Regions from separate parts of the Homo sapiens genome. Here regions 1, 2, 3 and 4 are each linked to region 5. A link is a contact called in ENCODE Hi-C data. All regions are on one chromosome and are shown on one strand. The core of a region is the stretch at or near the end of the contact, and the rest is flanking DNA. Distances in the headings are between cores, read along the strand shown.

Region 1 (5,224 bases), core at 1,884-4,383, 3.5 Mb before region 5:
TAGTGCAGATGTTTAAAACTGAATTACCAAACCTGAGATAAGAGGGTTGTTAAGTATCAAATGGACACTTTGTTCAACAGCCTGCCAAAATCCTTGGGGTGAAGAATATGAATAGACCTAAGTGCTGATATACACTGAAGAAAGAACATTGTATCAAATGTAGCCAAAACAGTTGATCATGGAGTAGACTTCATATTTTCCAAAGGACTCAGTTATTAATATATAGTGGTCAACATTTCTCTAGTACCGTGGTTGATATTTTCTAAGGCATCTATTATAAGGTGTGTAAATTTCCTGTAGGGTCATGAGCCTGCTATAGAATTTATAGGTGGCCACGTGGAGAAAGTTTACTTCAAGACAGGTGTCAAGAACAAGTTTAAATATTGCCTAAGCACACATGTATGGATTTGTCTGTTTCTGTTCTTTAATTGTCTGAGATTCCCTGCATAAGAAGAAGTTCTAGAGCTACAGTTGCTGGATATTAAGAGGATGCAGGTGACTGGTAGCATTTCTGTGTCTTGCGAGTGTCTGAGCTTCTGTGAGGGACATTTACTTGGCTTTTTCTGCCCACTGTGAACTGGTCTCAGAAGATCTTGGGTCTGAAGGCTTCTGATTCAATGGGATTCATTCTTACTTCTCCTGCTAATACTGATTGAAGAGTGCTTGGAAGTTACCAACCTGCAGAAAGTCTTGAAGGGGCAGAAGTAGGTGAAGCATTTGGGAGTGGATGCTTGCTCTCCTTATACCTCTTTATTTATCTCTGTTCTTAGAGAGATAAGTGTATAAAATGACAGGAAGCATCATTTTCTTCACCTTTCCTTATGACACGATGTGCTAAAGGGATTCTTACTGTATGAGTCATGTTGGTCAATGATCTTTAGTCTAACAGATCATAACTTGATAAGCGGGCAAATTATTGTTCAGTTTGGACTTCGTGTTTTGGATTAATGAGCATGTGTGCAAATCAATCAACTTATTTTCTTTCCAGGGAGGAATGTATAATATTAAATGCCTATGGGATGAAATGTGTGGGAAGCAACATAAGTGATGGAGTAAAAATCTATGGGCCCCAAATAGCAACACTTCTCTCTCTGTGCCCCTGGTCTGCCCTTCCCAGGCCAGGGCCTTCTGACAATGATAAGAAAGGGATAAGATGGTCTTGTCAGTGGCAAGCAGCCAAAATAAAAGCGAACTGAGTGATGAGAAAGACCAGGGCCAGCAACTGCTTTGCAGCAATAACCTCATGCAATTAAAGGCCTTCATAGAAATTTCAGTTTTAAAGTCCATTCCTGTATTCCAGTACTTCTGTAACCTGCAGAAAAATGACACATGCTTCTATAAAAAGAGAAAGATGGGTGTGGTAGGAAAATCCTGACAGAGGAATCAGAAAATCTGGGTTTTAATCCCACTTTTGTTATTTATTGTGTATTATTAGAGAAGTCACATCACCTCCATGAGCTCCAGTATTTTTCTCTGTAATATGAAGATAACATCCATTTACAGAACTTTTGTAAGCATTAAATATGTGTGCACTGCTTTGTAAAATAGAATGTCCTCAAAATCTTAAACATTCTATGTTCAATAACAATAATAATAGTAAAACCTGATTAAGAGCATCTTTGAGGCAGATATGGTCTTACTGAGCATGCAGATTAAGGAATCTCCATGTTCTCTTAGGCTGCCAATTTGTTTAGACCAAACATAAACACCAACACTCACTTCTTGAGAAGTTTAATCTCAACCTATCAGCCGTGTGAAAACCTCAGTTGAATATTGATATCATACTAGCTGTGTACACTTAACACGAGAACAGGGTTTTAAGGCAGTCATAGTATGACCACAAATATTCATCTTGATCAAGACCAGACAAAAGATATATTTGAAAACCAGTACAAATAAGATATATGAATTAAGAAAGATCCCCAATTTAGTTCATATGTCCAAAATAATGTCAAGAAACCATTGTGTGAAACCAAGTCCCAGAACTGCTCATATGTGCGTGTCATTCCAAGGCAAGAGCTCAGTTTGGACAAATCCCCAGATGGTTGGCATCATCTTCAATTTAGTTAAATTGCAGGATATATTGTTTCCAACAATTGGATTTCATGACCTCAATCTTGACGCAGTATAACTAAAATACAAGGAACGTTTTCAACATCATTAGATGCCCCAACCATATTTTGTACTTATAAGAACCACATTGGCCCCCTCAGCTACTGGCTGGGATTCATCTTTTATTGGAAATTATACTAAAAATAAAATAAATAAGGAAAGTTTCATTTTTTTCCCCCATGTGTGCTAGGTTGTGGCACATGTACTATGGTGATCCGATAGATTTCAGGGTCAGTGTAAGAATATATTTTTACATCCCTGGATTCAGTTTGGATAACCCTGGTAAAAAAAAAACTAGATACCCAAAAACTGAGATTAATCCTTTAAAAAATGTCAGTGTGTCTCCTACTTCAAGCATCATTTATCACCACTTTTTTAAAAATCTTTTCTACTCCCATAGTACCATCTATTAATAAGAACATGCCATGGTCTTAGAAGGAGGTTAAAATCAAATATTTTGCATTTGACATAAGACGCCCAGCTAAATAATAACTTTCCTCTTTTAACACATGGAGTTAATTTTGCGTCTCCTTGAGAGAAAGTTTGTTTTTCTTAGCTAGGCTTCTCTGTTTGGCCTTAGCATTTCTGTCACCAGCAGCCCCCTTCCCACCACCACTATTAAGCAGAAACTCCAGCCATGGCATTCAACAAAGAAGTGGCAAGCCTCCAAGAAATATATTTCCCACAAACACACAGCTGAGAACATTACAAACTGGGTAGGTCTGGTTTATGTTTGGTTCACCTCCGAATGTCTCAAGTAAAACTCAGTTGAATGGACCAGTGGCAATTGAGAAAAATCACTCGCGAACTCTGGGTTTACTGTTCCGACATGCCCCACGTGAGCTTTTGTCTTAGGTGATGCCTTATGGTTTGCTGACAGAGGACATCAAAGAATGGGGACCAGGCTGAGGACAATTTGCACCATCTTTAATCATCTGGCGAAAGCTCAAGAGGATTTGTTCAGATTCAGTGAAGTAAAAATCCTCCACTTCAGCACCTCGTTCAGACGATATGAGAACCAGATGGGTCTGTACACGCAGCCTGATTGCTACTGTCTGATGTAGACTATTGGAATTGTGTACATCTGTGCCATGGCATCAGGGAATGCCACAGCCCTTGCTTTTGCTTGGTAGACCACACTAGACCTTTTCTAATTAATGGAAGAACGAAAACATTCGTTCAAAAGGCACCTTGTCCTAGTCATTTGTAAATTCATTAGTTAATGAAACATTACATCAGGTTAGGACTTTACAGTTTACAAAGTACTTTCATTTCCTCATTTAATCCTTAAAATAACCTTGTGAAATACACAGGACTGTTGAAAGAGGCTGTGCAGTAGAGGAGAAAATCCAGTGTGCTACCATTTCTGCCTTTAAACGTTTGGTGTTAACTTATATACAGTCTAACGTTGAATTATAGCAAATTACAAAATATGTATGTGCCCCTGGACCATGTTTCCTCCTAAGGGGATTATCCTTCTCCACACATAATTTATGGGGCACTGATTGTCAGACCTTTCCATTGGCGTACTCATAACTGTACAGAAGAATGACTTTGTTTCGAGTGGGTGAAGGGTGAATATTTGGAAGAAAAGTTTGAATAGCAGGTTAAAATGCCATGTTGAGAAGTCACATTTAAAAAAAAACTTAAAATACCTCATCCATTTTGAAAAATATCTACATGCTTACTTTTGTTACCCAATTTTAGGCAAAACTGGCACACTAGAAAGAGAAGCCACATCTATATGCAATGCGTATCCCAGAAACTTCGATTATTTCATAATTGCTCAAACAAAAATATTTCCTTTATTCTTTTATATACCCTACAGATGTCCAGTGCTAATAATATTAGAGTAATATTGGGATAGATTTTTCCTCAGGTTGTTTGGCCCAGTGTTTTTAGTTAAGGTGACTGTGCTGACAATATGGCTATTGAAGTTATGGTTACCAGGCATCTCTGTGGAGAAAAACTATGTCTGCATGCTCTGATAATTTAGGGGCAATTTTTGTTAGGCTTGTCTCTCAGTTCCTCACAAGCAAATATGGTAACAATCCACCTCGGTTTCCAATTCCTTAGCCTACAGAATCAAGTCCAAATTCCTCTGCAAGGAAAACAAGGATCTTCATCATCTGGCCCTGCCCCTGTGTCTCTCTTCATCTTTGGCCACTTGTACTTTTCTCTCCTTCAGCACTTAAGTCCTTGTAGTCCCTAAACACACGAGCATTTCTCCATATCTACACTTTTGTCCATTTGCACATACCATTCTCTTCAACGTGCTTTTTCCCTGCTAATGAGAATAGAAAACTACTCATCCTTCAATGTTATCTCAAGCTTGACTTCTATTAATTGCATTTTAACCTCCTGGAGTGGACTGAGGTATCTTCTTTTATGCCTCCATTACACTTGTTAATCTCGCCGTGGTACCAACCATGATATATTTTACTGCCTGTCTGTCTGTCTCCTGAGTAGGTTATAAAATATTTGAAAGCAGGAGCTAAGGAGCCATCTGTCATGGTGTCTTACACAGAGCAAGCACTCAAGCGATTGTGGAAGAAATGAAGGATGGACCACATGACTCCACAGCAGTCATTTAAAAGTGGTTCTTGTCGATGTCACCCCAAAACAGCTGTAAAGAAAGAAAATATACCTTTTCTTTTCTTTCTTCTCTTTAAGTAACAAATTCTGTCATTTCAAAAATTATAATCTTAAATATAACATTCTTAAAAAGTGATTTGGCTATACTTTTTAGGTTTGCTAGAAGAACTATTTTGATGAAATGCCATCAGCAATGTCATAGAAGAGCAAAGGACAGTAAATGGCTTTACAAAACACTAAGTTATAGCAAGTCACAATATGCTAAGTTATCCATTAAGTGGTTTAATTGATAATGAGACTTATAGGTTAAAATAGAACAGGAGGAGAGGGAGTTGTAACAACTAACGTGGTATAAATAGTACGGGGTATTTTACTCAGATTATGACTTTCCTCATTCATTGTCTCATTCATTAAGGATGTCTCATAACATTAAGGATGTTAAGGATGTTGTTAATGACAGAGTCTTCATAATAACTAGTTTTTCTCAACTTCTGAGATATATTAAGAATTCAGTGAC
Region 2 (5,043 bases), core at 971-3,470, 3.7 Mb before region 5:
ATGAAGGACCCATCTTTTCGGTCTAAAACCTGGACTCCAACTCTAGTGAATTGCTCCTCTGGTGCTGAGACTTTCACCTGGAAGACCTTTTCGCCTGGAGAAGATGTGAATCTGTGATGAAAAGGCAATGGGGGAGATAAACAGATTTTAACGAACAAACACACAAAGGTTATGCTCTTCAGTCTGGAAACTTGATTATTCTCCTCCACATTCTTCCTCTAACATATGATTGCTTCTTCTTCTCTTATGCTTTTAGTACCAGAATGAATATGATGGATCAGAGATTTAAAAAAATGAGGATGACAATGGCCAAGATAACATGAAACAGTTTCATTAAACAGTCACAATGGAGTATGTTAAGACTATTAATCTATATAAGCACAGAACATACTCATGCATTCCATATGGAAAAATATTCTTACTAACTTATTTCATGCTATCACATCTGGATATTTGTGATCAAATGATGCTCCCAAAGATAATGATCTTATTTTGAAAAATCTCTGCCAATGAATCTTTACAATATCAGTATTATAAATCACGCTCAGGCCTGGCACTGTGGCCCATGCCTACTATCTCAACATCTTGGGAGGCCAAGGAGGGAAGACTGCTTGAGGCCAGGAGTTCGAGATCAGCCTGGGCAACAAGGTGAGATCCTGTCTCTACAAATAATAATAATAATAATAAAAAACAAATAGCCAGGCGAGGTGGCACACGCCTGTAGTCCCAACTACTAGGGAGGCTGAGGTGGGAGGATAGCTTCAGCCTGGGAGGTTGAGGGTACAGTGAGCTGTGATTGCACCACTGCACTCCAGACTAGGCTAGGAAGTGAAACCCTGTCTTAAAAAAAAAAAACTCACGCTCAGCCATGGGCAAAAGCAAAGTAGTAGGTAGTGTATCATCTTTTGCCAAATAACAAAATTTACAACCTGCCTTTTACTTGACAACCTTTTATTCCAGTATTTTTTTCTGTATGAAATACACACAGTCAGCATCCACCAATAATAGAGACAATCATTTCAGAAGTATAGGAATTATAAAAATAAGTTTTAAGTATGATGTTAAAGTATTAAATTCATTGGAACAAAATATTTGTTACAATCATATAGGAGATTAATACTTCGATACTTTCCTTCCGAACTCTGAAGTTTCAAATAGTACTTCATTTTTCTTTTTCAGTTTCAAAACATGCTTACCTGCAGATGTCTCCTTGAAAATTGAGGGCCGCACCAGAGAAAGATGAAGCCCATCAAGTCTCTAACAACTAGGTTTAAATCCCTTATAATAGCTTATGCGAAAAGTAGTTAGAAACAGTATTTCCAGCAAAGTGGAGGGACTTTGTCTTGCCCTGATAATGTGGGAATCTGAATCAAAATTGCTAGGAGATTATTTTATATGTTATATACAATACATTATATTGCATATATTATAATTCGGAACAATTTCTACAGCTACAGAGAAAAATGGGTAACCAAATATCCTGGAATATAAACTGCTGTGGAGAAACGAGTTCTTGGAAAGAAAAATCTTAAAGGGAGAAACAGATTTAACCGCCATCCAAAATAGGTAAGGAGCCGTTTCTCGACTTACTTATTCCCTGATGTATCCACTGCCTGAATATAGAAATAGCGGGCGGGAAGGACGACGTCTGCTTTTAGCCCGGGTCCCCATATTTCGCTCTTCTCCGGGCTCAGCTGCCTTTCTCCGCCGGTCTCGGCGAGTGCTGGAACTGTCGCCAGAAAGAAGCAATAAAGTAGCAAAGTGCCAAACATTTACAAGACGGACTCTCGAAATGATCCACCGATAAATGAAGAAGTGTAAGAGGTGGACAGAAGCAGCCGAGCCTTCGGCAGGGACCCGCCGGCCGATCGCAGCAGCCAACGCGACTGCAAAGGTTGCCGCCCGGCGTGCAGGGCAGGCGCGCGGGTCTCCGCGACCCCAGGACAATCAAAGCCCGTGCCCCGGCGCGCCCAGGTGAGGGTCCCCTGGCGTTCTGCTGTCCCGGCCGAGAACCGCGCTGCTCCTCTCTCTCAGGACAATGATGAACTTGAGTTGCTCCTGCCACTGGAGCATCATTTGGGAGCGAATCCGTCTCAGGTTCCAGCCAAGGTGTAGGGCGAGGGGATTGGCCCGTGCGTCGGGCCAGGCTCAGTAACGCCTTCTCCAAGTGGATGGCGGGGTGGACACGCGTCCCGGCGCCCCGGGCTCCCTGGGATATGTAGTTCGCGACAGGACGAGCGGAAATACTGCCAGGATTTTACCACCTCTCGCCCATTTATTTACTTCTCGGTCACCGCTTTCGGGGGACAGATAAACACCACAGATGCCCATCAAAGGGGCGCACGGGTCTGGAGGCGCAGCTCAGGTTTTTGCGTTGGTCACCCTGCCCTCCGCACGTGGAGAGGGCAGGCATAAAGCACCTTGAAAGGAAGGTGCTGTCAATGCTATCCGACGACCTGTCGCCGGGCACCGCAGCATCCTCGCTCGCTCCGATGGGACGAGGGACGCCGGCCCCAGGGTAACAGGAGGCGCCTCGCCGGCCGCGCGCTGGATGCTGTGATCCAGGTCCGGAGCCGGGTTCCGCCGCGGCCGCAGCGACCCGACCCCACCCGACAGGCCAGAGGTACCCCGGGGCGGGGGGCAGGGGCCGAGGTGGCGGCCGGCTGTGCGCTCTGAGCGCCTGGCCCTCCGCTGGGCACCTGGGCGCCGCCAGCCCGGCCTGCTGCCGCTCTACGCGCAGCCACCTGGGCATTCAAAATTTTTACTTAATTCGATACCGGCCTGGGCTGCCAGGGGTCATCGCCTCTCCGAGCCCCGTGGCGTCCAGATGGAGGCCACTGCATGGGTGCGCGCTCTCCCGGGAAGGAGTAGGGGGAAGAGCTGTGTCGCGGGGGGAAGAGAAGCGCCAGGGAAAGAAGGGCCTAGCCCTCTGGTGAACAAAGCTCGATTAGGAGGTGTCCATGTGGATACCGGTGACCCCTGTGCGGCCGTCGGTCTCCACGCCACGCTGGGCAGGGTCCGGGAACCAGCGCGCAGCGGCCGTCGCCTTCCCCTGCACGCCAGCACCCGGGTCTGGGCCGCCGCCAGGAGTCACGGGCTCACCGCCCTGGTCAGCTTGGCAGTCGGACCCGGAGCCGCCTCCTCTGCCTGCCTCCCTCTTGCCAGCTGCCCCGAAAACCCAGAAGAGCCGGTGGCTCCGAGCCAAGGCGGGCCTGGTTCGGCGCCAGGAAAGGGGGTTTCTTTCCTATTTTCTTTTGTGCAATTGTCATTATTAATGATACCGACTCGTTTACTCAAACAGTCGAATCGGAGCCCCAGCTCTTAGCCCGGATGCAGCAATTGCCCGTGGGCCCCCTTTAACACCAACAGCGTCCCCGGGGCCCGGGGCAAGCATGTTCGAGGCGGTCACCCCCGGGCCTCGGCGCGCTCCCCCTGGCGGAGAGCCTCGTCTTCCGGCCGGTGAGGGAAGGTAGAGGAGGGAGTAGGGGCGAGGAGGCCTCGGCGGCCCTTGGGCTCTGCGGGCTGGGGACTCGGGGTGCCCGCGACACGCGCGGAGGCGCGGGCTGGGTTGGCCACGGGCAGGGAGCGCAGCCGCGCTCCTTCCTCTCTGCCCGCGTCGCCTCCGCGCGCACTGGTTCTGCGCGGCGGGGCTTGGCCTGCGCGACTGTCTACTCCGTCCCGGCGGCCTCGGAGCCCGGCCGAGCGGCGAGCTTGTCAGAGGACGGTGGTGGAAACGCTCCCGGCCTCCCCAGGGGCGCGGGCTGGAGGCTGGCGCCAGGCGCGGAGGACTCCCGGTATCTTTTGACAGGCTGGCGCCTCGGCTCTGGGGACCCGCAGGTCTGAAGGGGAGGAAGGGGCCTGGAGGGCGCGGGAGGACACCGGGTGGGAAGGGTGGCATTAGCTCGGCCGGGGGCTATGCGCCTCTGGTTTCGCCCTCCCGCGCATATTCGACCCTTACGAGGTCACCGGAATGCCCCTGCTCCTCAGTTGCCTTCTATACAGGATATCGATCAGGGTATTTTGTTATACGAAAAGGCTTTACTGAAGAGGTTTTTAGAGATGTTTGGTTCTCTCATAAACTTGATACTTGAGAATACAGACAAAATATAACCTGAAAAGACTACAACCTAGGCGATGAAGATTGGCTTTACAAATGGACGTTTATTTTACAGAACACTTCGTTCAGTGACTTTGAACAATCATGACTCTGGCGGTGCTTTTTAAACTTGCCATTTTATAAATTTTTGCTTTGCATACGAGCAAACCATATTTCTATTGCTTATGACATGATTTTATGAGTAAGCTATTAGTTGAGCCTGAGGTCCTGCAGTCATTCTTAGTAGTAAATTTTTTTTTTTTTTTTTTTGAGACGGAGTTTTGCTCTGATCGCCCAGGCTGGAGTGCAATGGTGCAACTGTAACCTCCACCTCTGGTGTTCAGCGATTCTCCAGCCTTGCCTCCTGAGTAGCTGGGCCTACACGCATGCGCCACCATGCACGGCTAATTTTGTATTTTTTTATTTTTTATTTTTTTTTAGTAGAAACGGGTCTCACCATGTTGGCCAGGCTGGCCTCAAACTCCTGACCTCAGATGATCCACCCGCCTCAGCCTCCCAAAGTGCTGGGATTACAGGTGTGAGCCACCACGCCGGCTTAGTAAATCTTAATATAGCAACACCTCACTTGCCTGGAAGAGGGAACCGCAATCAATCAAAATGAGGGCCTACAGTAATGCCTGGCATGATGCAAACACTTAAAAATTATCTGTTGAATGAGACGTCTACAAATCCTAGGCCCTGGGGATACAATAATCTGGAAAACCAGACTTGCAGGATGCAGACGTTGATCATATGAACAGATATGCACAGAAGTAAGTGTAAAATTGCCACCTGGTAAGACCTGTGTGAGGAAGGTACTAGAGTCTGTACCGGGTCACCTGGCCTAGTTTGAGAAGCCAAGAAGGTTTCCCCCAGAAAGTGACATTTGAGCTGACATTGGAAAGATGAATGGGAATGAGCTAAGTAAGGGAGACAGTATTGGGAGA
Region 3 (5,396 bases), core at 2,329-4,828, 3.3 Mb before region 5:
GGAGTTTCTCTGCACAAGCTGTCTTTGCCTGCTGCCGTCCATGTAAGATACTGCTTGCTCCTCCTTGCCTTCCACCGTAATTGTGAGGCCTCCCCAGCCATGTGGAACTGTAAATCCATTAAACCTCTTTCTTTTGTAAATTGTGCCATCTCAGGTATGTCTTTATCAGCAGTGTGGAAATGGACTAATACAAGCTCCTTAATCTGCTATAAAATTATCAGTCTCCCATCAGCCAGTGAAACAATGCAAGCCACTTCTTTTCTAACTAACCCATTAGAAAGTGTCCTTATCCCTGTTTAAAAAATTAGTTTTCATAATCTGAATTGTTTTTGCTGGGTCTTGATGAATTCTATTTACTAGAAACCACAGGCATGCTCTTTTCTATTTTTTCAACAGATGCATCTCCACTTTTGACTAAACCTTGGTGTTTATTCTAATTTTTTGATTTCTACATATTTAGTTTCCCTTCAAATATTATAAGATAGTCACCTCTCTTTTAAACACTTATTCTGGTAAGGGAAGTGTTGCACTAGAGAATTGTTTTAAATCCTAACATTTATTCTATACTATATTCCTTCTGAGGAAGGTATATATATATTTAAAAATGTATGATGTTCATGTTAACAGAATGAAGGATATAAATCACAGTATTGACTAGGAAGGCTGCATTTTATGTATATTTTTGATAAATGGGCTAATATACAAGGTTGAAAATATATAATCAAGCTTGTTTTATATAAAATTGTCTGACTATTAGTATCTACTAGCCACTGACAGAAAGTAAATCTATATCAATAGATTTAGAAAAAGCATTTGACAAAATTCAACTTTACTTCATGATAGAAACTCTCAACCAACTATGAGTGAAAGGAAATTACCACAACCTAATAATATAAAAAGCTCACATCTAACAGATATTCAAAGATAAAAATTTGGAAGCTTTTTCTCTGGAATCAGAAATCAGGAACAAGGCAAAAAAGCCCATTATTTCCACTTCTATTTAACATAGTACTAGAAGTTCTATCCAGAGCAAGTAGGCAAGAAAAAAAAGGCATTCACATCAGAAAGGAAGAAACAAAATTATCTCTGTTGCAGATGACATGGTCACTTGTGTAGAGAACCCTAAATATTCCACAAATAACTCCAAAAACAAAAACTGTTGGAACTAAAAAACAATTCAGAAAAATTATAAGATACAAAGATAACAATCAAAAATCAGTTGCATTTATATACATGAACAATAAACTGTCTGAAAATAAAATTAAGAAAACAATTCATTTACAAGAGTGTCAAAGTGAAGAAAATACTTAGAAATAACTTGAACTAAGAAAGTGAAAGACCTGTACACCGAAAACTACAACACATTGCTGAAAAAAACTAAAGACACAAATAAATGGAAAGGTATCCCATGCTCATGGCTTGGAAGGTTTAGCACTAAAATCTCTCTGTTACTAAAAGTGAGTATTATAGACTCAATGCAAATTTTACCAATATCTCAATGGCATTTTTTTACAGAAATGGAAAAAGAATCCTAAAATAGATAAACTGCAAGAAGAGTGAGTAGCAAAAACTATTTTGAGAAAGAAGAACAGAAGTGAAGACATTTCACTGCCTGATTCAAAAATATATTACAAAGCTATAATTAAAATGATATAATAATGGCACAAAAACAGACATATAGACCACAACAGAGAATAATTTACTATAATCGAAAACATAATAGAGAATACAGAAATAAACCCATGCATATACAGTCAACAGATTTTAGACAAAGGTGTCAAGAATACATAATGGAAAAAGGATATTGTCTTCAACAAATGGCATTGGGAATACTAAATATTGATATGCAAAAAATACAATTGGATCCTTATCTTGTATATGAAAATTCAAAATGGATTAAACACCTAAATGTAAGACCAGAAACTGTAAAATTCCTAGAAGAAGACATACGGGAAAAAGCTTTAGGACAGCTACTCTGGTTTGAATGTTTTTTTTCCTTCAAAATTTATGTTAAAATTTTATCTCCAATATAATAGTATTAAAAGGTAGGGCCTTCAGGAGGTGATTAGGTCATGAGGGCTCCTCCATTGTGAATGGATTAAGGCCCTTATAAGAGGCTTCATACAATGTTCACCCTTTTTGCCCTTCTGTCCCATCTACCATGTGAGGACACCGCATTCTTCCCCTCCAGATGATGCAGCAACAAGGCACCACCTTAGAAGCAGAAAGGAGCCCTCTCTAGACACCAAATGTATTGGTGCCTTAATTTTTGACTTCCCTGCCTCCAGAAGTGTGATCAACAAATGCCTGTTGCTTATAATTACCCAGTGTCAGGTATCTTGTTATAGTGGCACAAACTAAGAAAACACTGGTCTTGGCAATTCTTTTTTAGATAGGACATGAAAAGTTTAGGCAACAAAATAAAAAACAGATAACTGAAACTACATCAAACTAAAATTTTCTGCACAGCAAAGGAAATTAACATAGTAAAAAGGCAACATATGGAATGGAAGAAAATACTTGCAAACCACTTATTTGATAAGAACTTAATATCCAAAGTATATAAAAATCTCAACTCAATAACAAGAAAACAAATAACTTAAAAATGGGCAAAGGACCTGAATAGACATTTCTAAAAAGAAGAACATCTTTTGATCTTAACATCTTTTGATGTACCCATTGACCATTTTATATGTCTATAATTATCAGGAGCTGTAAACCAAACTAATTATCAAAAAACCATAAACCAAAACTACAATGAGATATTACCTCATACCTGTTAGTATGGCTATTATCAAAAAATACAAAAGATACGGCCAGGCGTGGTGGCTCATACCTGTAATCCCAGCACTTTGGGAGGCTGAGGAAGAAGGATCACTTAATATCAGGAGTTCAGGACCAGCCTGAGTAAAAAAGTGAGACCCTGTCTCTACAAAAAATTAAAAATAACTGGGAGTGGTGGCATGCATCTATTGTCCCAGCTACTTAGGAGGCTGAGGAATGAGGATTGCTTGAGCCCAGGAGTTTGAGGCTATACTGAGCCATTATTGTACCACTGCACTCCAGTCTGGACAACCTAGGGCAGACCATGTTGCAGAAAACAAACAAAAAACAAAAGATAACAAGTGTTGATGAGGATGTGGAGAAAAGGAAACCTTTGCATACTGTTGGTGGGAATGTAAATTCGTATGGCCATTACGGAAAAGAGTATGAAGGTTTCTCAAAAAAAATTAAAAATAGAACTACCGTATGATCCAGCAATCCCACTATTGGTTATATCTCCAAAGGAAATGAAATCAGGGTCTCAAGGAGATATCTACACTCCCTTGTTTATTACAGTACTGTTCACAATAGCCAAGGAAAGAAAACAACCTAAATGCCCATCAACAGATGAATGAATGAAGAAAATATAGTACATACACACAATGGACTATTATTCAGCCTTAAAAAAATAAAGATATCCTGCTAGATCCAACAACACGGATGAACCTTGAGAACATGATGTTAAATAAACCAGTCACAAGGATAAATATCTCATGATACCTCCTATATGAGGAATCTAAAATAGTGAAATTCACAGAAGCAGAGTACGGTGATTGCCAGAAGCTGGAGGAGGGGAAATAGGTATTAGTCAAAGTGTACAAAGTTTCAGTGATTCAACATGAGTAAGTCCTAGAATCTGCATGGCAATAATGACTATAGTTTACAATACTGTACACTTAACATTTTGTTAAGAGGACAGATCTCATGTGTTCCTACTACAATTAAATGAAAAATATGTATAGTTAATTTTAAAAAGGCAGAGAGTGGATGTTAAGTGTTCTCACCACAAAAACAATAATTCTGTGAGGTATTGCATTTGTTAATTAACTAGATTTAACTATTTCATAATGCATATATACTTCAAAACATGTACACAGTTAATATGTACAATTTTTCAACAATTAAAAAGTATGGTTATATAGGGACTTAACTTCTGAGCAAAATGCATCAAATATGTAGAATTCTTGATAATACTAACAAATTACCTACTTATGGAAGGATAGACAATCATGCTTGTTTGAATAACGAGTCTCCTCAGTGTTTTAAGTTATAACTTATCTAACTTATCTAATTGTATCAGCCTATTCCTTTCCTTTCCTATCCTATTCCTTTCCTTAGTAGCAGTCACCCCAGTTTGAATTGTTCAACATTTGTTTACTAGTTGAATGTCTATGGAGCTTCACTGGAGTATAAGCCTCCTGAGAGCAGGAACCCTGTGTCTGTGCTGTTCTCAGAATCAAAAAGACTTTCTGACACATAAGAAGAGACTAATAAATATTTGTAAATATTTGTCCAGTGACCTGCAGATGATTGGATTCAGATATATTTTAAAGACTCAAAGTTTATAAATGCAAAACTGGATAGCTTATACCTTTGGGATACCATTTTGATTGACATTCTAGAATGTGAATATTTTAAAGTTTAGTTGCTCAAGGCTTATGGAGCCAGGAGAAGACAGGATGAGATCAGTTCAAAGCAGATGCCTGGCCAGTGTCAGCAGTGTTCTAGCAGATCCACATCCTGGGATAATGTCTAGGGAGGAGGCTGAGCCTAGTCAAGGTGAATTCCTGCTTCTGTTTGACTGCCAAAGTCAGAGCAAGTGAATTAATTTGTGTTGACAATTTAAGTTCTAAGAGTTTTTATGTCTATTTTTATCTACTTTACTGTAAGAATGGTGGGTGGAGAAATAGTGCTCATTTTTCATTTTTAACCACACAAATATTACCCTAACCTACCCAAGCAAAATTTCCCTTGAATCATTGAAAGTATTTTATGAATTTTAAATGTGTAGAATAACAATAGTCACCTGAAAGGAAGTAATACAATATTTCCAGTGTGAAATCCTGTTTATAAAGCAGATCAGGAGAGAGAAAAATGCAAACAGATTTACATGAGAGTCAAGTTTCTAGAAGCTCACATAGAGATGGACTATTAGGGAAGAAGTATGGTGCACACAGCCTGCAGGGTAAGATGACCTGAGGTTTCACCTGTGTAATAATCCCCTGCTGTGTCTTAGGCCAGGGATCTCTCTGCCTTAACTTACTTGCCTGGGAACCTTAGATGTGTTTGATCATCTCACTGCAAACCTGCCTATACTTAGAGCTGTTGCACATTTTTTTTTTCTTTTAACGTGTGCACCTGTGTTCTGACTCAGTCTAGAAAAGGAACACAAGTTGCGCAGAAACCATGGCAAGAAATAAGGTTTCTGACTGAGGAAAACCAGATTATCATTTCAACTCTACACACCAACTGTTACAGAAGCACTATTTTTTTTTTTTTTTCCTCTGAGCTCAATTTTGTCATCTGCTAAGGGGTAATTCGTTACTATGTGTACTCCAGATGTTTTACATACA
Region 4 (5,232 bases), core at 1,098-3,597, 3.5 Mb before region 5:
TGATGTTTGAAATTTTATTTATTTATTTATTTTTGTGACAGAGTCTTGCTCTGTCACCCAGGCTGGAGTGCAGTGGCATGATCTTGGCTCACTCCGCTTCCTGGGTTCAAGCGATTCTCCTGCCTCAGTCTCCCGAGTGGCTGGGACTAGAGGCATGTGCCACCACAACTGGCTAATTTTTGTGCTTTTAGTAGAGTTGGAGTTTCACTATGTTGCCCAGGCTGGTCTTGAACTCTTGACCTCATGCGATCCACCCACCTTGGCCTCCCAAAGTGCTGGGATTACAGGAGTGAGCCACTGCACCTGGCTTGATGTTTAAAATTTTAGATGTTAGGGATTGTTGATATTTCAGCATTTGGGATTATGGCATTCAGGATTGTATCTTTTGGGATTGTGGTCCAAACTTGCAGAGGTCAGCCTGGAGGATGGGTCCAAGGGTGCTGGCTGGATGACTAGGGCTACAGGAACTGGCCTGGTGCTTGGGTGGACCTGAAACCTGGGCCTGTGGAGCCCAACCCTGTGACACCTAGTCTATCAGACTGGCCTGGAACCTGGGGTTGCAAGATCCTATTTGTGGCCGGTGCAGACTTATAGGCTCAGTCCACGGTTACTGGCCTGGAGCCTATGGCCACAGGGGCTGGTCTAGTGCTGAGAAAATCTGGTGCCTGTATCTCAACTGATGGGTCCCTGGCCTGCAGGTGCTGGTTTGATGGCGTGGGCTCTGAGTGCCAGCCTTGTGCTGGGCCATGCCTGAAGCCTGGTGCTGTGGGGGTCAGCCTGGTGCTGGGGGTGGTCTAGAGACTGGGTTGGCTGGGGTTGGCTTAGTGGTGGGGCAGTTCAGAGACTGTGTATACATTGCAGGCCTGGAGCTTGGGCCTATGGGATCCAGTCTGGTGCCTGGGTAGGCCTGGAAGTTTAGCCTGTGGGTATTGAGCCAGAGTCTGTGTCCATCTGCACCTACTCAGTGTTGGGTTTTACTGGAGTGGGCTGGGTATTGGGGTTCAAGGCAAAGTTCTATGCTCTCCTTCCTTTCCTTCTCCTAAGCAGAAGTTATCTCCTCTCCAGCCTGTGCTGCCTGGACATGGGGGAGAGGTGACATGGATAATGTGAGACTGTCCTTCTGACCCTCTTCAAGGTGCCTTTTCTCATTTCTGTGCCACACCCAGGTGCTGTAATCTCTTACTTGGTTTCCTTGCCTCTTGTAAGGTATTTTCATGCATGGATAGTTGTTCAAATCAGTGTTTCTGTGGGAGGCATGAGTGCTGGAAAATTCAATTCCACCATCTTGCCAACATTTTTTCACATAAGTTTTCTTAATATTGCTAATGGTCTTTATAACTTTGTAATTGATTTATTTTCCTGTTCGGAGTGTTAAAATGTACAGTGATAGAAAATGATGGTAGATTGGAAAGACTTCATCTAAAGATGTGAGAAATTAAACGGAATTTTATGCATTCACCAGATATTAATTATATAGCTGCTCTGTGCAAGGTGCATAATAAATGAATATTTACCAAGGACATTTATATTTTAGAATGATCTAGATATTGTATGACATTGATTGGAATGTCGTTTATTTGAGTGGACAACATTACTCGAGCCATGCTAAAAGGATTTCCTGGGAGAAATGAATCTATTGCTTGAGTTTGAGAAAAGCAGTCTTGATTTAGTGGAGATATAGTGGAAAGAACCTTTTCTAAGGATGGGAAGAATGGCAACAAAATAGAGAAATGAAAGTTGTAAAAGGGCTAAATGAAGCATGCACTTACAGCTTAGAAGCTTTGCCCTAATTGACTTTACATAAGACAATATATTTAATGTTGTGAAAAATGGGGTTAATGAAATAATGATGTTAGGGAGGCACTGTACTGAAAAGCTTTAAAGACCATGGCTAGGAAGTCAACAAGACAATAGTTGAGAGACTGATTTTTACACTCTTTTCTTTATGTTTAGACCAATCTTCTGGAGTGGCAATGTTTTCCGCTTTGAGTTGTTAATTAGATCATCTTAATTAAGGATCAAAAATGTGAAGGACAATATATAGTATTCTTAAGAAAAGCAACTCATCTACTCTCAGTGCCCAGTGAAGTGCCTGGAATGTGATATTTGCTCAATAAGCAAGGAATGTTCAGATGAATGACAGGTCCCTAGCAAGTTCAACTCTTCACTTTCCTGAGCATTTATTGCACTACTCATTGTTGATCATAAATTCCTCTTTAACTGAATAATCACTGCTCCTTATATGTTGAAATCTCACCCTTGACCAATTCACAGAAACTCAGAAACTTTCCAAAATAGGAATAGTCCATCTGAACGGTGGTAAACAAGATACTAAAGTTTGCATAATGGAAAACAAATGATGCATAAAAGCTGTGTGCAATGACTTAGAAAGAAAAAAAAACGACAATTTTTAACCTACATCTGCTTCTTTAACTATTTTGGCATGTGAGAATCAGAGTCATGCAGGCATACAAATATTAGCACATCAGAAGACTGCCACATGTCTGCTCAGATGCCTTTTTGGTATACCTCTATGCTGCAGAATAGACTCAAAATAGCAAAAAGCAAGTCAATGTTGTCATATTTGAAATGACTGAAGGTAGTTTTGAACTTTCTCACTGAAGCAACTGTCATGGGGTTAAAGACTTCTACCAAGGCTGCAATGAACCATAAAATCATCCCCACATCTGACATATGGTTCATAACTGAGGTTGAACACCCATCAAAGATCACAAAGTGATATTTGACAGCAAATACTTTTGTGATATCATTTGTTTGGATTTTTAAGAGTGAACATATATATTATTAATATTCCCTTTCCTTTGTGTTTATTGCCTTCCCATACATTTTTTAGGAGTTTGAAAGAAAAACTTCAGAAAAATACAACGATAAGTGTCAATAAATTTTCTGAAGAGAGTTTAAAGACATAGTTAAAAAATTTTTTTTTTTTTTTGATGGAGTCTCACTCCGTCACCCAGATGGGAGTGCGGTGGCATGATCTAGGCTCATTGCAACCACCACCTCCCAGGTTCAAGTGATTCTTCTGCCTCAGCCTCCCAAGTAGCTGGTATTACAAGCATGCACCACCATGTCCAGCTAATTGTATTTTTAGTAGAGATGACGTTTTGCCATGTTGGCCAGGCTGGTCTTGAACTCCTGACCTCAAGTGATCTGCCCGCTTTGGCCTCCCAAAGTGCTGGGATTACAGGTGTGAGCCACCATGCCTGGCTGTGATGTGATCTTGGCTCATTGCTTCCCTCCTGGTTTCCAGCCATTCTCCTGCCTCAGCCTCACGAGTAGCTGGGATTACAGGCATGCACCAGCACGCCCAGCCAATTTTTGTATTGTTAGCAGAGATGGGATTTCACTATGTTGGCCAGGCTGGTCTCGAACTGCTGACCTCAGATGATCCGCCTGCCTTGGCCTCCCAAAGTGCTGGGATTACAGGTGTGAGCCACCATGCCCGGAAAGATTTCTTAAATAAAAAATTGTCTCTTGTCACAGACATGGATGTTCTTCCAGTTATTGAGTAAAAGGAGACTGCTGACACCACCACAACCACATCAACAATACTGACAATAGCAGAGAACAACCACGTTTTATAGATGCAGCAAGTGAGGCTGGTGAAGGGTAAATAGCAAAACCAAGGTTACATCACTATGGCTAGGAAATGGCAAAGCTATGATTTGATTCCAGGATTTTCCAACTCTCTAGACTACTGTTGAGTTCCCAATTATCTCTTATTACATATATAGTTGTATATCTACTATTCATGAGGTGTCTATGGGAGATTGGTTCCAGGACCCTCCACAGATACCAAAATCCAAGGATACTAAAGTCCCTTGTATAAAATGGTGTAGTATTTGCAAATAACCTATGTATATCCTCCTGTATACTTTAAATCACCTCTAGATTACTGAAAACACCTACTACAAAGCCTACACATGACTTCATTTGTGTGGATTCAAAGTGGTACTTGGCATGGAGCAAATTCAAGTTTTGCTTTTTGGAACTTTGTAGAATGTTTTTTTTTCCAAATATTTTCAATCCACGGTTGGTTGAATCTACAGACATGGAACCCACTGATATGGAGAGCAGACTGCCTATGATGGTGCTAGTCTTGGTGGTTGAGTCATACAATATAAGACAAATCCCTGCTCTTTTGAGGATTATACTCTTGTCAGGAAGATAAGAAATGTTTAAACAGGCCAGGCGCCGTGGCTCACGCCTGTAATCCCAGCACTTTGGGAGGCCGAGGTGGGCGGATCACCCGCGGTCAGGAGTTTGAGACCAGCTTGGTCAACATGGAGAAACCTCGTCTCTACTAAAAATACAAAAAAACTCGCCAGGCGTGTTGATGCATGCCTGTAATCCCAGCCACTAGGGGGACTGAAGCAGGAGAATTGCTTGAACCAGGGAGGCGGAGGTTCCAGTGAGCTGAGATTGTGCCACTGCACTCCAGCCTGGGTGACAGAGTGAGACTCCATCTCAAAAAAACAAAACAAAACAAAACAAAACAAAAAAAGAAAGAAAAGAAATGTTTAAATAAGCACTCATCAAAATACAGGGCAATAAACAAGATGTGAAAACTTACAGAACTCTACACAGGAAAGTGGAGGAGAGAGTTAAAAGAATAGGTAGTCATTTTTATCAGAGAGATGTATGTTTTGGTCCAAATCAGTTGTTTTCTGTAATGTAAAACATGCTATTATTTACCAGGACATGCAAATCTACTTGAGGAGGGAAGACATAGCATTTGCATGAATGTTGCAGCTCTGTATAATTTCAGAAGATATTGATGTGATCAGGGAGGGCTACACAGAAAAGGTGGGGCTTGAGTGGGACCTTGAAAGATGAGTGAGATCTGGATGGGAAGAGGAAAATGTTCCGGGCCACTGCAATTGTTCACATAAAAGCATGGAGTTGAGTGTGCATGAGGAGTGACTGTAACATATTGAGTGAATTGGCCTTTTTAGAAAATAGGTTTTCTGGGGAAGTGGTACAAGATAAGACTAGAAACTTATAATAACCAACAGAGAACACCTGGCAGGAAGAGAGAAGCTGACTGAAGGGGAAAAAGAAGATACACGATTCATCTCTCAAAATTGCCTTGGGTTGGTTCTGTTTATATATTAATGTTTTTGCCTGGGATCTTTCCTCAAAAACTCTTATTTTACCATTAAGCACCAAAACCAAATGAATACTGAAATAATTATCTGAAAAAAGAGGAAG
Region 5 (5,196 bases), core at 1,224-3,723:
CGCTGCGCGATTCCGCATGGAAGAGTGACCTCTGGAGGCACCGGGCGGGCAGCGGCGCCGCGGGCTCCCCGCGACCGCCTCGCCCGCCCGCCCGCCTCTCCCGGACTCCGGGACCCGCTGCTGCGCGAGGTCCTAGCCCGGCTCCTTCCGGCACCACCTGGCGCCTCCCGAGCCGGCATCGATGCAAAGATGCCGCCGCCAGTACTTCATCAGCAAATACAACAATTTACATTAAAAATATAATCCATGCAAGAGCAGACTACATGGAAGGAGGCAGAGCTAAGTAACTTCTCCGTATGAGCGGTGTTGAAAGTGCCTTCTAGCATCATACAAACATTTGTTTAAACCGATTTGTAACCGACGTTTTCGCCCTTTTCATGAAGGGATTCTTGGTTAACATGTTAGTGAATTTGAAATTTGACACTTTTAAGAGAATGGACACACTCCTTTAAGACGTGATTTCTAAATCAATCCCCCATTTCTTTTCTCCTAAAACCAGGCCCAACTTGCTCAACTTCAATTAGGCCATTGATTTTGCTTCTGATCTCAAACGTTTTCTCCAGAAACCAGCTAATGTCTGCATACTTCTTCTCCAAGTTTCCCGAGACTACAATTCCAAGATTCTGTAAAATATGTTTTGGCTGTGATTCGAAATAAGGGGATACACAGTACTGAATACCCAGATGACTACGAGTTATGACCACACAGATTTAGGGATGGATGGGATTTTCTAAATTCTGAATGCACTCTGGTGGCCCAAACTGAAAGTTACTCTCCACAAGGCCTGGCTCGCTCCCGGCTGTAGAGTCCGGTAAGAGCAAATCTGATCCTAAGGATCCCATTCCTACCAGGGTCCCGAGGGAGAAGGCTTCAGGAGCAGTGTCGACTGGGCAGGGCCCTAAGCTTTTATAGGAAGTGCATTACAATCAGGTCGGCCATCGAGACCGCATACTCCGGGGCTACCGGCTTATGAACGAAGCGGGAGGCCGAGGTGCGGCGGGCCCTCAGGGAGAAGCCTAAGGCCCGTCTCCCCGGCGCGGAGGAAAGGGCTCGACGCCCGAGTTCTCCTGCGAAGCAGGCGAGCTCCCCGCGCACCCTCGGGCTGGCGGCGCGGTGCCAAGGCGCCCCGGCTCCAGGGCTCTGCGGGCAGCGTAGCGACTCCAGGCTCCCCTCTCCAGAACGCGCTTCGCTGCCAGCGTCCTGCCACCCCGGTCGCCCGCCCGCGGGCCCCGGACCACGCCGCCCGCGCTCCCCGCGAATGCAGCATCTCCGCCTCTCTCCAGAGCCCACCAGTCCCCGCGTGCCGGCCAGCCTAGATTGTGGCCATGTCCTTCGTCCTCGAAAACAGGAGAGGGTCAGGTATCGCCATCGGACACCTTCCCGGACTTGACACCCGAGCCGATAGTAGCTTTTAGCGCCTGGGAGCGTTCGGGGGAGGAAAGGCGGAGAGACCGTCCGTTCCAGCGGGGCTCGGGTTGGAAAGCCGAGCGAGGAGTCTCCACCTAGTGAAATGGGGCGGGGGTTGGGGGTGGGGGACGGGGAACCGAGGTTCCAGAAACAGGCTCCGAGGCCCCGCGGACTGACCCCTCCTCCCGCCCGGACGGCGCGGCGGACCCCGGGGCGGGGACATAGGGGGATCGCGGACGCCACTTACTTGGAGTTCGAGGAATTCCAATAGATAGGCTCTAAAACTATCGATTTGGAAATCGCAGTTCTGCATAAAACCATCAAAACACCCCAGCAGTACTTCCACACGGAGTCCCTTCTCACAGCCATGGCGAAGCCACTCCCAGCTCCGCGCACTCCGGGCCAAGAAGGGACTGACGGGACGCAGGCTGGGACCCCCAATCCTCCGGGGCAGACTGGCGGGGAAGACGGCGTGCGCCCGCAGGCAGCTCCGAGGCGCGCTGCGCAGCTCCAGCGGTCGCCGGGCCAGGTGCGCTCGCTCTCCGGGGCCCTCAGGGCGCGGGGCGGGAGCGCACGCGCGGGGCGCGGCGGCGCGGCGGACTCGGGGTTCCGGGGCGCCGCGCCGGACGCAGCTCGGACGGCCGACTCCCGTGCGGCTCCAGGGTGCCGGGCCGGCCGCGGCTGGCGGGTGGGCGCGGGGCGGGTGCGGGCTGGGACACAAAGACCCGGAGCGGAGACGACCGGCGCGGGCGGCGGGCGCTGCGCCCCGAGCGGGGCCGCCTGTGACTATAGATCCAGTGCAGCGGGCAGCGGCCCGAGCGCGCGGGCGCCGCGTCGGCGCGGTTCCATGTCCCGGAGCACGGAGCGGAGTAGGGCGCCTCCGGGCGCGCAGGAGCCTTCTCAGTCCGCGCGGCTCCCGGCCCCCAGGGCAGGAAAGAGGGAGCTCGGTCCCCGCCGCGGGCTCCGGACGCGCGCGGGCCTTTGTGTGCGGGGAGGGCGCCGGGACCCGCTGCGTGCGCAGCTCCTCGCTCCGGCCGGCGCCGCGGTCCCCGCCGAGGAGAGTCAGCGCGGCCGCCGCGCTGTCAGAGCGCTATAAACGCGGGGCCCCGCCCCGCCGCGCGAAGCCCATTGGCCCGCGGCTCCGCGGCCGCGCGCTGGTTGGACGGCCGGTCCGTCCGTCCGCCATCCCCTCCCGACATTGGGTGCCGCGAGGCGGGGCTCGGGCTGACAGGTGAGCCCCGCCCCTGGCTCCCGCGGGCGGCGGGAGCGGAGCAGAAGCCGGGCAGGAGAAGCGCTCAGCGCGTGCACAGGGCGCCCCCGGGGCGGCGAGAGGCCTTCTGGGCGCGGTGCAGACGTGGAAACAGCGACGGCCGAGTAGCGGGCCACCTGTCTCCGCGCCCGGGGGCGCCTTCCCCCTCGGCGGAATCAGAGGGCGCGGCTTTCCCTCGAGCAGTGCGGAAGGCAGCAGGCTCCGCTCGGCGTCCCTTCTCCGCAGATGCGGCGCTGCCCCGCGTGCAAGACTTGCACTCCGCGCGCACCCTTAGAGCTCCCGGCTTCTGCGCGCTTCTCCCGACGCCTCTCGGCGAGGGCTTCTCACTTGATTTTGGTACCAATCGCCTACGGCTCAGTTTCAGTCAGTGGGGCCGGGAATTGCAAGACGATTCCTGCGACGCGGCGCCGGAATTTGCAGCTCTAATCAGGGCCTGAGCATCGTCGCCTCCCGCCTTCTCTGCGGGCGTCTCCCTTCCCTCCTGGCCCCCCGGGAAGGTGGCGCCCCTGGAGCTTTCCCCGCGTGTCGCCGGCACAGGCACGACGCGGGGACCGTCTCACTAGCCTCTAGGAGACACGCGCGCTTCCCAAAGTGACCAGAGATTTAGAGGGTGTGAGATGGAAAAGTCAAGGCATGTGCTTCTCACTCGGCGTCTGCAAGACCCCAGAGCAGAGCTGGCAGGAACTCCTCGCTACTTTCCCGGTCGAGCGCCGGTGCTGACGCTCGTCCGTGACTTCCACGGAGCCACAGCGCCCACTAGCGGCCAGCTTTGCTTCTCCGCATCTCGAGCGCTCTGCGGTCCACCGACCCGGATCCAGCATACTGCAGCATCTAATCAAGTCACAGTTCCAAGGAAAATCTTTTTATATGTCCAACAGTAGGAAGAACACGGTAGAAATAAGGCACAGTGCAAATGTACGATTCAGTATGAAAAATTAAAATATACTGTATGCCCACGTTTTTTTTCAATTTAATGCCGTCCACCCCAGGATTTATGTTTCAAACACAAACTGGGCAGTAATTCTACAAATTATGTATTTTTAAAACAAAGTATCCACTACGCTAAATTTAAAAATGCATATGGTAAAACACCTTGTTTTCTTTCACTCTTCTTTGTAACAATTTCTGAAGATTTTTATGGTACGTTGCTTTTAAGTATCCGTTTTTGAAACATTAGTCTAACTTAACGTATACATCTCAGTTGGAGTGGTAAAAGCTTGTGAAGACTAGTTTAAGATAGAAAACACATTAAGGCATACAAAGTACTGAATACACTTACTCTTCCAAACAGATCTTTGAGAGCAGAAAAGTTTCATAATTTATTTTCATTTTAAATAAGCCTTCAAACTAAATATATATATACACACATATACGTATACACACATATACACATATTTATACATATATACACATATGTACGTATATATATACACACACATATATACGTATATATATACACATATATATATGCACACACACACATATATATATAAAATTTATTTTAAAAAGGCTCCACCACGGTATGACGATTTGAACAGCGGATTCCCAGGAAGCACCAACAACCCAGGAAGCAGCAGGCACTATGACTCCTACCTTGACAAGGGTGAGAAAGGGCTAGTTTTTAGTATGCTAAAATACCATTTAAGGAACTCATTGAAATTGAATATAAAGTTAGCTTAATGATCTTTTAAAAGAACACTGGGTACTCAGTACCTTTTGACAAACTTATATTGTGAAATTTAAATTGTGACCTCTTAGCTCACTACATCCTCCTCTCCAAGTAAACTAGAGGAAATACAGGAAATTTGCATTGTCTGAAAATAAGCCAGCTTCCAAAAATAACATTTTCAGTAAATCAGAAAGTCTCACATCCAAAGCGTTTTACCTTGGGACAAATGTAAATATACACTTTAAAATCGCTTCCTTTTCAAAACAAAGTGCGTATTTGACTGAAAAGGAATCCTACACACACACAAAACATCTATAGTGTGAGAGAATATACAGCTTAGTTTCAGTCAACAGAGATTCAATGTAGACAATGTGAAAAGCATCAGCAGTACTCACTTCGAAGATGTCAACATTCTACTATTTAATGGTAATTTTGGTAATTAAAAGCATCACCTCAAAGCCATTTGTATCTACTATTGTATAACATGCCAGCAAAAAAGTAGGTCATACTGGCATGCACAAGGCAAAGTAGAATTTCCAAAGCATGCCAAACCAAGAACCAATCACATCAGTGTCGTATCTCTTGGTATTTGGACTTCATTTTACAATTATTGGGAAAACTTGGTTAATTTTTTTCTTTACCACACTTTGAATCATGATCAATGTATTTCGAGAAATCTATACTTTTAGCAGATGTATTTAAACCCTCATCAAATGAGATTTTATTTCAGCAGAGGAAGTTACTTCACTGTGTTCTAGACTTAAGTTTTGAAGGCCGGGCGCAGTGGCTCACGCCTGTAATCCCATCACTTTGGGAGGCCGAGGTGGGCGGGTCACGAGGTAAGGAGATT

The links. A loop is a pair of places that touch in the nucleus more often than their neighbours do. Pooled maps may share reads with other maps.
Region 1: a pooled map shows a loop between it and region 5 (5-fold over the local background). The contact joins the enhancer-like site here to the promoter of EFNB2 in region 5. A Hi-C loop is called at or near these places in 2 of 50 pooled maps.
Region 2: a loop to region 5 is called in a pooled map, with 7 times the contacts of the local background. The contact joins the promoter of BIVM here to the promoter of EFNB2 in region 5. A Hi-C loop is called at or near these places in 4 of 50 pooled maps.
Region 3: a loop to region 5 is called in a pooled map, with 5 times the contacts of the local background. The contact joins the enhancer-like site here to the promoter of EFNB2 in region 5. A Hi-C loop is called at or near these places in 3 of 37 single-sample maps with no recorded cell type and 4 of 50 pooled maps.
Region 4: a pooled map shows a loop between it and region 5 (5-fold over the local background). The contact joins the enhancer-like site here to the promoter of EFNB2 in region 5. A Hi-C loop is called at or near these places in 2 of 50 pooled maps.

Annotation. Positions count from the first base shown.
Region 1 is chr13:103,003,963-103,009,186 of GRCh38, forward strand. No RefSeq gene overlaps it. Among named protein-coding and RNA genes, the nearest start is that of SLC10A2, 60 kb to the right of the region's middle. Within about 2 kb of position 3,134, at least 3 of the 41 ENCODE cell types and tissues checked have a DNase peak (open chromatin) inside an H3K27ac peak, as active enhancers do.
Region 2 is chr13:102,796,899-102,801,941 of GRCh38, forward strand. It overlaps BIVM (basic, immunoglobulin-like variable motif containing), which reads left to right and starts at 2,221. Exons shown (of 11, transcript NM_017693.4): 1 at 2,221-2,623. It overlaps POGLUT2 (protein O-glucosyltransferase 2), which reads right to left and starts at 2,078. Exons shown (of 10, transcript NM_024089.3): 1 at 1,591-2,078; 2 at 1-111. The coding sequence starts at 1,772. RefSeq lists an enhancer at 2,228-2,447 and silencers at 2,508-2,777, 3,338-3,387, 3,418-3,847.
Region 3 is chr13:103,269,338-103,274,733 of GRCh38, forward strand. No RefSeq gene overlaps it. Among named protein-coding and RNA genes, the nearest start is that of LINC01309, 150 kb to the right of the region's middle. Within about 2 kb of position 3,579, at least 2 of the 41 ENCODE cell types and tissues checked have a DNase peak (open chromatin) inside an H3K27ac peak, as active enhancers do.
Region 4 is chr13:103,029,209-103,034,440 of GRCh38, forward strand. No RefSeq gene overlaps it. Among named protein-coding and RNA genes, the nearest start is that of SLC10A2, 35 kb to the right of the region's middle. Within about 2 kb of position 2,348, at least 4 of the 41 ENCODE cell types and tissues checked have a DNase peak (open chromatin) inside an H3K27ac peak, as active enhancers do.
Region 5 is chr13:106,533,189-106,538,384 of GRCh38, forward strand. EFNB2 (ephrin B2) reads right to left here and starts at 2,474. Exons shown (of 5, transcript NM_004093.4): 1 at 1,655-2,474. The coding sequence starts at 1,776. RefSeq lists silencers at 33-132, 2,262-2,921 and an enhancer at 3,502-3,571.